Linked DNA regions of Homo sapiens: region 1 is linked to region 2. Evidence: chromatin contacts called from ENCODE Hi-C or POLR2A ChIA-PET data. All regions are on one chromosome and are shown on one strand. The core of a region is the stretch at or near the end of the contact, and the rest is flanking DNA. Distances in the headings are between cores, read along the strand shown. Region 1 overlaps IQCJ-SCHIP1 (IQCJ-SCHIP1 readthrough). Region 2 overlaps IQCJ-SCHIP1 (IQCJ-SCHIP1 readthrough).

Evidence for each region. A loop is a pair of places that touch in the nucleus more often than their neighbours do. ChIA-PET counts read pairs that join two places held with the same protein, here RNA polymerase II (POLR2A). Pooled maps may share reads with other maps.
Region 1: a map with no recorded cell type shows a loop between it and region 2 (2.2-fold over the local background). The contact joins two enhancer-like sites. A Hi-C loop is called at or near these places in 2 of 168 maps with a recorded cell type or tissue (Caco-2 and heart left ventricle), 1 of 37 single-sample maps with no recorded cell type and 3 of 50 pooled maps. POLR2A ChIA-PET finds 5 or more read pairs at or near these places in 1 of 52 experiments (PC-3).

The regions. Positions count from the first base shown.
Region 1 is chr3:159,803,813-159,807,470 of GRCh38, forward strand. The region is part of intron 4 of IQCJ-SCHIP1 (IQCJ-SCHIP1 readthrough); the gene reads left to right. The region is part of intron 2 of SCHIP1 (schwannomin interacting protein 1); the gene reads left to right. LOC101928351 (a long non-coding RNA gene) reads right to left here. Exons shown (of 4, transcript XR_007096144.1): 2 at 899-1,116. Among named protein-coding and RNA genes, the nearest start is that of IQCJ-SCHIP1-AS1, 37 kb to the left of the region's middle. Within about 2 kb of position 1,504, at least 8 of the 41 ENCODE cell types and tissues checked have a DNase peak (open chromatin) inside an H3K27ac peak, as active enhancers do.
Region 2 is chr3:159,652,801-159,656,356 of GRCh38, forward strand. All of the region lies in intron 4 of IQCJ-SCHIP1 (IQCJ-SCHIP1 readthrough), which reads left to right. The region is part of intron 1 of SCHIP1 (schwannomin interacting protein 1); the gene reads left to right. Among named protein-coding and RNA genes, the nearest start is that of IQCJ-SCHIP1-AS1, 110 kb to the right of the region's middle. Within about 2 kb of position 1,556, at least 2 of the 41 ENCODE cell types and tissues checked have a DNase peak (open chromatin) inside an H3K27ac peak, as active enhancers do.

The sequences.
Region 1 (3,658 bases), core at 254-2,753, 150 kb after region 2:
CTAGCAACAATTTTTTAAATGCCAAACCAATTACATGTATATTTCACTTAAGCTTCAGAGCAGCCTGAATGGTAGGCTTTATCCATTCCCATTTTACAGATTTAGAAGCTCAGAAACAAAGTCACACAACTAGTAAGGAGATGTGCCAAGATTTAAACTTAGATCTGTTGGACTCCCAAATCCATACCCTGCATCACGATGGCCTCACACCTTTGAAAAATAGTACAATGACCCTTTTGATGTTTCTTTTTTGTATAATGACCTAAGGAAAGCAGAGAGGTCAAGTCAACTTTCCCTGGTCCCTGCAGTTGTAATAGGGCTCCCTTCACCCTCTCAGTGATTCTTTACTGAGTTAGAGGTAAAACCCCACAATGAACTATAGGAAATCCCACTCTTTTAGAGCTCTGAGTATTTAGAGACTGATTTGGGCTGAGCAGGTGAGGGAGATTGGTAGCAGAGAGCTGGAACTGGAGGCCTGTTCTCTCTGTCAGTTCATTACTTTCAAAGGTCTGTTGCAGGGAGCCTCCTTGTCCTCCCAGTGTAAGGAAATATAATTGTGATCAATACATTTCCAAAAAATATATCTCCACTGCTAAGGACATGGTAAGGAAATGGAACAAATTAATAAAAAGGGCTTCTCAGCCAACTGGAAAAGAGGCAGGCCATGAGTATACAATGTCTTCCTCAGTTTTTCTTCCCCAGTTAAGCATTCTGGGTCCCCTCCCTCTCATTTATTTGCTGCTGTGATGTCTGCAGGGTAGGGTGAGCTGGCATAAAGTTTATTAAATAGTAGCTTGCAGATCACTTGCTACCACATTTTCCAAAGCTTGCCTTTGTCCCCTCGGTGTATACTTGAGATGCCTTCAGTCAGATGAAAATCATGGAAAACCAAACTAACCTGGCTTCACAGTGATGAGATTGGTTGGCTCCTGGTTAGGAAAGGCTTCAGAATGTGTTTGTTTCATTGGCCCAATGGGGCATCACCAGGAATGCTGTTATTTTTTTTCTTTAAACTTCTCTGCTCTGTTTTTTGCCGTCAGTTTCATTTACAGCTATCCTCCCACACCTTCCGGTTGCCAAATGATTTTCCTTTCCTTTGAGTTTATTCATCACTGTCTAGGGAGAGGGAGAAAAAGAAATGGTCACTTCCAAGAACTCTCTCAAAAGAGCCAGGAACTATTTTCCCAGTCATCCTCAGCAGATTTCTCCTCAATCTCATTGGCCCAAATAGGGTGTGGTGTTTATCCTTGAACCCGTAAGTGGAGCCAGGGGATGGGATAATGAGCCACAAGCCCTACCACCTGATCAACTTCCCCCAAGCACCTGGGCTTTGCAGGAGGAATTGAAGGTGCTCAAATAAAAGTTAAGGTAGTTACTAAAAGAAGGAGAGTGGTGTTGGAAGAGCAACTACAGTGCCTATTAGACTCCTGCTGTTCTGAGAATCAGCTCCAACCCACTCCTAGCAGCACCCAAGGAACTGGGGCTCCTAGCCTGACTCACAACTCTTGGAAGCTGCTGACCCCTAGTGTCTGAGGAAAGCATCGGCTCTAGAATCCAGAGGCATGGGTTTACCTCTCATGAGAATCACAGCGGCTGTGACACACTCACACACACAAGGAGGTTGTAAGCAAATTAAAACCTTTAGAAGTACTTTAATGAGTAAGTGAGTTTAATTGAAAGTCTTCCAAAGACACTGTAAGACTTAGGCCTCCCTCACCTTGCTGATCAGCAACCTCAGAACACTCTCTGTAGTCCTTTTCACACCTGTAAATTGTCATCCACAGTGTGTCTTTCTCTCTAGACAGAGGGTGTGCTTTTTGAGGGTGGGGCCTAAGTGCAAAACACCCAGCTCCTCACCTTGAACTCCTGCATGCTTAGTAAACACTTGTATGAGTAAACGAAAGACCCAACTGTTGTTCAGCTCTCCTTTCCTCTCCCCTTCCATAGCCATGGCTTTCTCTTATAAATATCAGCTCTACCAGCTTAATTGTACTCCTTTTTTTTTTTTTTTTTTGAGAGGGAGTCTCGCTCTGTCACCCAGGCTGGAATGCAGTGGAGCGATCTCGGCTCACTGCAACCTCCGCCTCCCAGGTTCGAGCAATTCTCCTGCCTCAGCGTCCCGAGTAGCTGGGACTAGAGGTGCCTGCCACCCACACCCAGCTAATTTTTGTATTTTTAGTACAGATGGAGTTTCACCAAGTTGGCCAGGCTAGTGTCAAACTCCTGACCTCAGGTGATCCACCCGCCTCGGCCTCCCAAAGTACTGGATTACAGGCGTGAGCCACCGCGCCTGGCCAATTGTATTCCTAATAGGACAACTAAGCAATCAATTGTGTTTTGAAGCTGCATGTTATACGAATGGGAAAATATTCCAACAACCCCAAATACACATCTAAGCAGCTGCTTTTGTGTTGTGGAATACCCACTATCTGGTCAGTAGAGAAAGCAGAATTTTTTATTATAAGCAGATCAACATTGCTACTGTGAATTCTTTGAGCAGTAGGCAAAGCTGTGTTAGAATGGGTTCTTCTTTGGTCTGTATGTGGCAGGTAACAGGACTTCTCCTGTGCTTCATGATTTGGGTTAGGAAGAGAGAGGAAAGGCAACAACATGGTAATTATAATATAGAATGACTCAAGACAAGAAAGAATAGGTTTTTGTTTTGTTTTGCTCTTAATTGACTTGTAATTCAAGCGTGAAATGTGGCAGCTTTCAGGATTGGAGAAACTTTGCACAAACCCAATATTAGAAGTTAACTGCCATTAGCTGTGGAGGGCACCAAAGGACAGAGAGGATTTCTCAATCTGGGAGCTGAAGGCGAGTTCTGGGGAACAGCAGCAGCCACAGCTGTAGAAATCCTGACAGCTGTTCAGTCTTGGCAGGCAGGGCTGCTGCTCACACTGGAGAAGCTGCGGGGCTTCCTGAGCAGGGCCCTCCACTCGCGTGGTGCCTGTAAGACCTGCTCTGGAGTGGAGGCATGCACCATCTTTCTTTTCCCCTTTTCACAGAGGAGGAGAAAAATGGGCAGATAAGTATCATAGCGGTCAGGTAGGTCATGGGATAGGGAAAAAAATCAATCATTGAAAAGGAGTGACTGGAAAACCACACTGTAACATTGTGCCCTAAAGTATTGTATCAGTTTTGCCAGCCTGCACTTGTCTCTTAATTATGTAAACTAAATGCTATGTGTTATCAAGATTGTCATTATTACAATTTTGTTACTTTGTAGAGAATAAACATAGATAATAAATATTAGTTCTACATTTCAGTTGACAGATTTCACAATTTTGCTTCAGAGTCCTTCTTTGGGATACATCGCCTTCTTGCAGAAATAAGGATTTTGTTCAGTCAGTGTTTAACAGAGACTTTTAAAAGCTACTAAAGTTGCAAACCACTTAAGAGTTGTAAGTCTATCATAGTCCACCCATTTGAACAGTCCCCTGTTTTAACCTGTATTTGTGCTTCGGGGAGAAAGTGGATGGAAGAGGCTCCACGCTGGCTTAGTCACACTGATGTATGAATAAACGGGCAAGTAATGGATGACCTGGGGTTCATGCCAGCCAACTCACCTGCACACCTGCTTTCACAAGCACTTGACAAGGCACCTACCTTTCTTAATGTGCCAAGTACATAATCTCTCTGATTCTGTAAAAAGATT
Region 2 (3,556 bases), core at 306-2,805:
TAGGACTAGTTTGTAATGATAAATTATTCTCACTTCTTTAAAAATGATCTATTTCTTCAGCAACATGGATAAAACTGGAGATCACTGTGTTAAATAAAATAAGCCAAGCACAAAAAGACAAAAATTGTGTGTTCTCAGTCATCTCTGGGAGCTAAAAAAGTGGATCTTATAAAATTTGAGAGTAGATTGGTGGTCGACAGAGGCCAGGGCAGGTATGGCGAAGGAGGGGATGAAGAGTTTGATCAAGGGTACAAATATACAGTTTGAGAGGAAATAAGATCTACTGTTTGGATGCTGGCAAGGCTGTGGAGAAATAGGAACACTTTTACACTGTTGGTGGGAGTATAAATTAGTTTAACCATTGTGGAAGACAGTGTGGTGATTCCTCAAGGATCTAGAACCAGAAATACCATTTGACCCAGGAATCCCATTACTGGGAATATACACAAAGGATTATAAATCATTCTACTATAAAGACCCATATACACCTATGTTTATTGCAGCACTATTTACAATAGCAAAGACTTGGAACCAACCCAAATGCTTATCAATGATATACTAAATAAAGAAAATGTGGCACATATATACCATGGAATACTATACAGCCATAAAAATAATGAGTTCATGTCCTTTGCAGAGACATGGATGAAGCTGGAAGCCATCATTCTCAGCATACTAACACAGGAACAGAAAACCAAATACCTCATGTTCTCACTTATAAGTGGGAGTTGAACAATGAGAACACATGGACCCAGGGAGGGGAACATCACATACAGGGGCCTGTTGGGGGGTGGGGGGTAAGGGAAGGGAGAGCATTAGGACAAATACCTAATGCATGAAGGGCTTAAAACCTAGATGACAGGTTGATAGGTGCGGCAAACCACCATGGCACATGTATACCTATGTAACAAACCTGCACATTCTGCACATGTATCCCGGAACTTAAAGTAAAAAAAAAAAAAAAAAAGATTTGATAGATCAGTAGGTGAATCTAGTTTACATTCATCTACTGTATATTTCAAAAGAGGTAGAAGAGAATAAATTGAAGGTTTCTAGCATAAATACAAATATTTAAGGTGATGGATATCCCAATTACACCCATCTCATCTTTACAAATTATATGACTGTATTAAATTATCTCATGTACCCCCTAAAAATGATCAGTTTAAGAGTCTAGTCTCAGATTTTGCTATCTAAAATATACTATCATACATTCTGGGGTAAATTGCCTTTAATACTTGATGTCCTGCTTTTTATCTTTTTAAATACAGATTTTTTTCTTTTAATTGCTTACTTACAAATAATTAGGAAGATATTCACATGCAAATCGCATAAAGATGTCAGAGAAACTCCCTAGTCCAGCTTCCTCCAAGAGTATCTTCCTCCAAGATACTCTTCTGAGTTGTAGAATTTTAACATTAATAAAAAATGAACCACTTTTTACTCTGGCACCATGCTCTTTCCCCCTTGCAACCTCACTCATTCTCTCTCCTATTCATCACTAGTTCATTTTTCCCAACTCTCTATCAGATTTGGCACTCACTTTTTATTTACCGTTTGACTCTGCAGACCCATTTAATTTGCTGAGTCACCTTGGACTTCAGTTTCTGCACCTATAAAATTATGTGGCTGGCCTAGATTATCTATAAAGTCTTTTTCAAGTCTAACATTTTTCTGGTCTACAATTCACTATCTACAAACCCCCCACTTATATATATTATCAGTCATCTCTCCACCTCCTTACTCCCTGAGTGTGTTGGCCTGCATATGTCTGGTGCCTATAATTTGAGGATATGAGTCTGTGTGAAGAAGGTGATGAAAGCAGGTGGAAGGAGGGTGTTGAGTGTATGTGAGCTCCACAGAGGTGGCAGGACAGCAGGGAGTCAGTAGGGGCCCATGGGGAATTGGGGTCAGCATGGATGGAGCTACGGGACACTTCAATTTCAATTACTACCTCCTTGAAAAATGAAGCTACTTTACAACATGATCTATGACTTTAAGTAAAAAAAAAAAAAAAAAAAAAAATCCTCACAAACCATGCGAAGACAATCTGTACACATTCAAAGTGACATACTGATTTGTCACCAGCTGGTTGACAGTAAGCAGTGCTGACCAGAAGTGATAGGACTGGCTACCCTGAGGCCCTTCATGTCACCTTAGTGTCTGCTGCCCACGAACTGCCTCCCTTCATAAAGCAGGAAGGCTGTGCTGCCAGTCACTTACTGTCCCTATTGAGCACAGTACAGTATAGTCATTAAGAAGATGAGTTCTGGGTTCAACTCCCAGCTCTACCATTTATTTGTTGTATGACCTTAACTAAGTCACTTGAATTCTCTAAACTTACTTCATAGGTTTTATGAAAATTGAATATAAAATATCTGGCATATAGCAAGTGTTTAATATGCTACCAGTTACTACTGTTGTATAGTTGATAAGACTTTGGTGTTAATTAACTTGCATTTGCATCTGTAAGTATGAAATGAAAGCCTGTGAACAATTTTCAGATGTCAACAAGTAGGTGGAAAGACATTTTGGGGCAGAAGATTCTGAAGCATGCGACAATGGTAGCAGTAGTAGTAGTGATGATGATGATGATGATGGTGATGATGATGATGATGATAGCTACCACTTATTAAGAACTAACAAGGGGCCAGGCACTATGAGGCTGGCTGGAATGCTTAGCTCTCTCGGGTAGGACAACACTTAAGTCCCTGGTCCTTCTCAGTGCTGGGTGATGAATCAGAAGCTGGAGATAGGAATGTTACCAAGAGAGAAGGGGACATAGAACCAATGAGAAAGAAACAGCAGGCCGAGCGTGGTGGCTCACACCTGTAATCCCAGCACTTTGGGAGGCTGAAGCGGGAGAATCATGAGGTCAGGTGTTTGAGACAAGCCTAGCCATCATGGTGAAACCACATCTCTACTAAATATACAAAAAATTAGCTAGGCATAGTGGAAGGTGCCTGTAATCCCAGCTACTCAGGAGGCTGAGGCAGGAGAATCCCTTGAACCCAGGAGGCGGAGGTTGCAGTGAGCTGGGATTGTGCCACTGCACTCCAGCCTGGGTGGCAGAGTGAGACTCCGTCTCAGAAGAAAAAAAATAAAAGTAAAGAAACTGCAAAGCATTAGAGTGGGTGCTTTGACAGTTAATGGACTAGTTCTTCAAGGATGAATGAGAGTTTTCCAGAAGGAAAGATGGGGTAACAGTATTTCCAGCAAAGAGAACAGCAGTCCCAAGGCAAAAAGCTGTGGATGGCCTGGCTGTTCAGGGAAGAACAGATGTTTCATTGTGTGGCATAGACTTCAGAGACCTGAGGACAGATCTGGTAAGAAGAATCTTCTATGGTAAGCAAATTGGAAGGGGATGGAATTTACATTAAATGAGTACCTACGATCTGTCAGGTGCTCTGGGTACTTCATATACATGAACTCAGTAATCCCCAAACATCCTATGAGTAGGAATCATTCTCTCTCTCTTACAGATAGGGAATCCAAGTTCAATAAAGGTTGACATTTCCAGAATCTCACAGTTACTTAGTGCAGAACTGGTGTTACA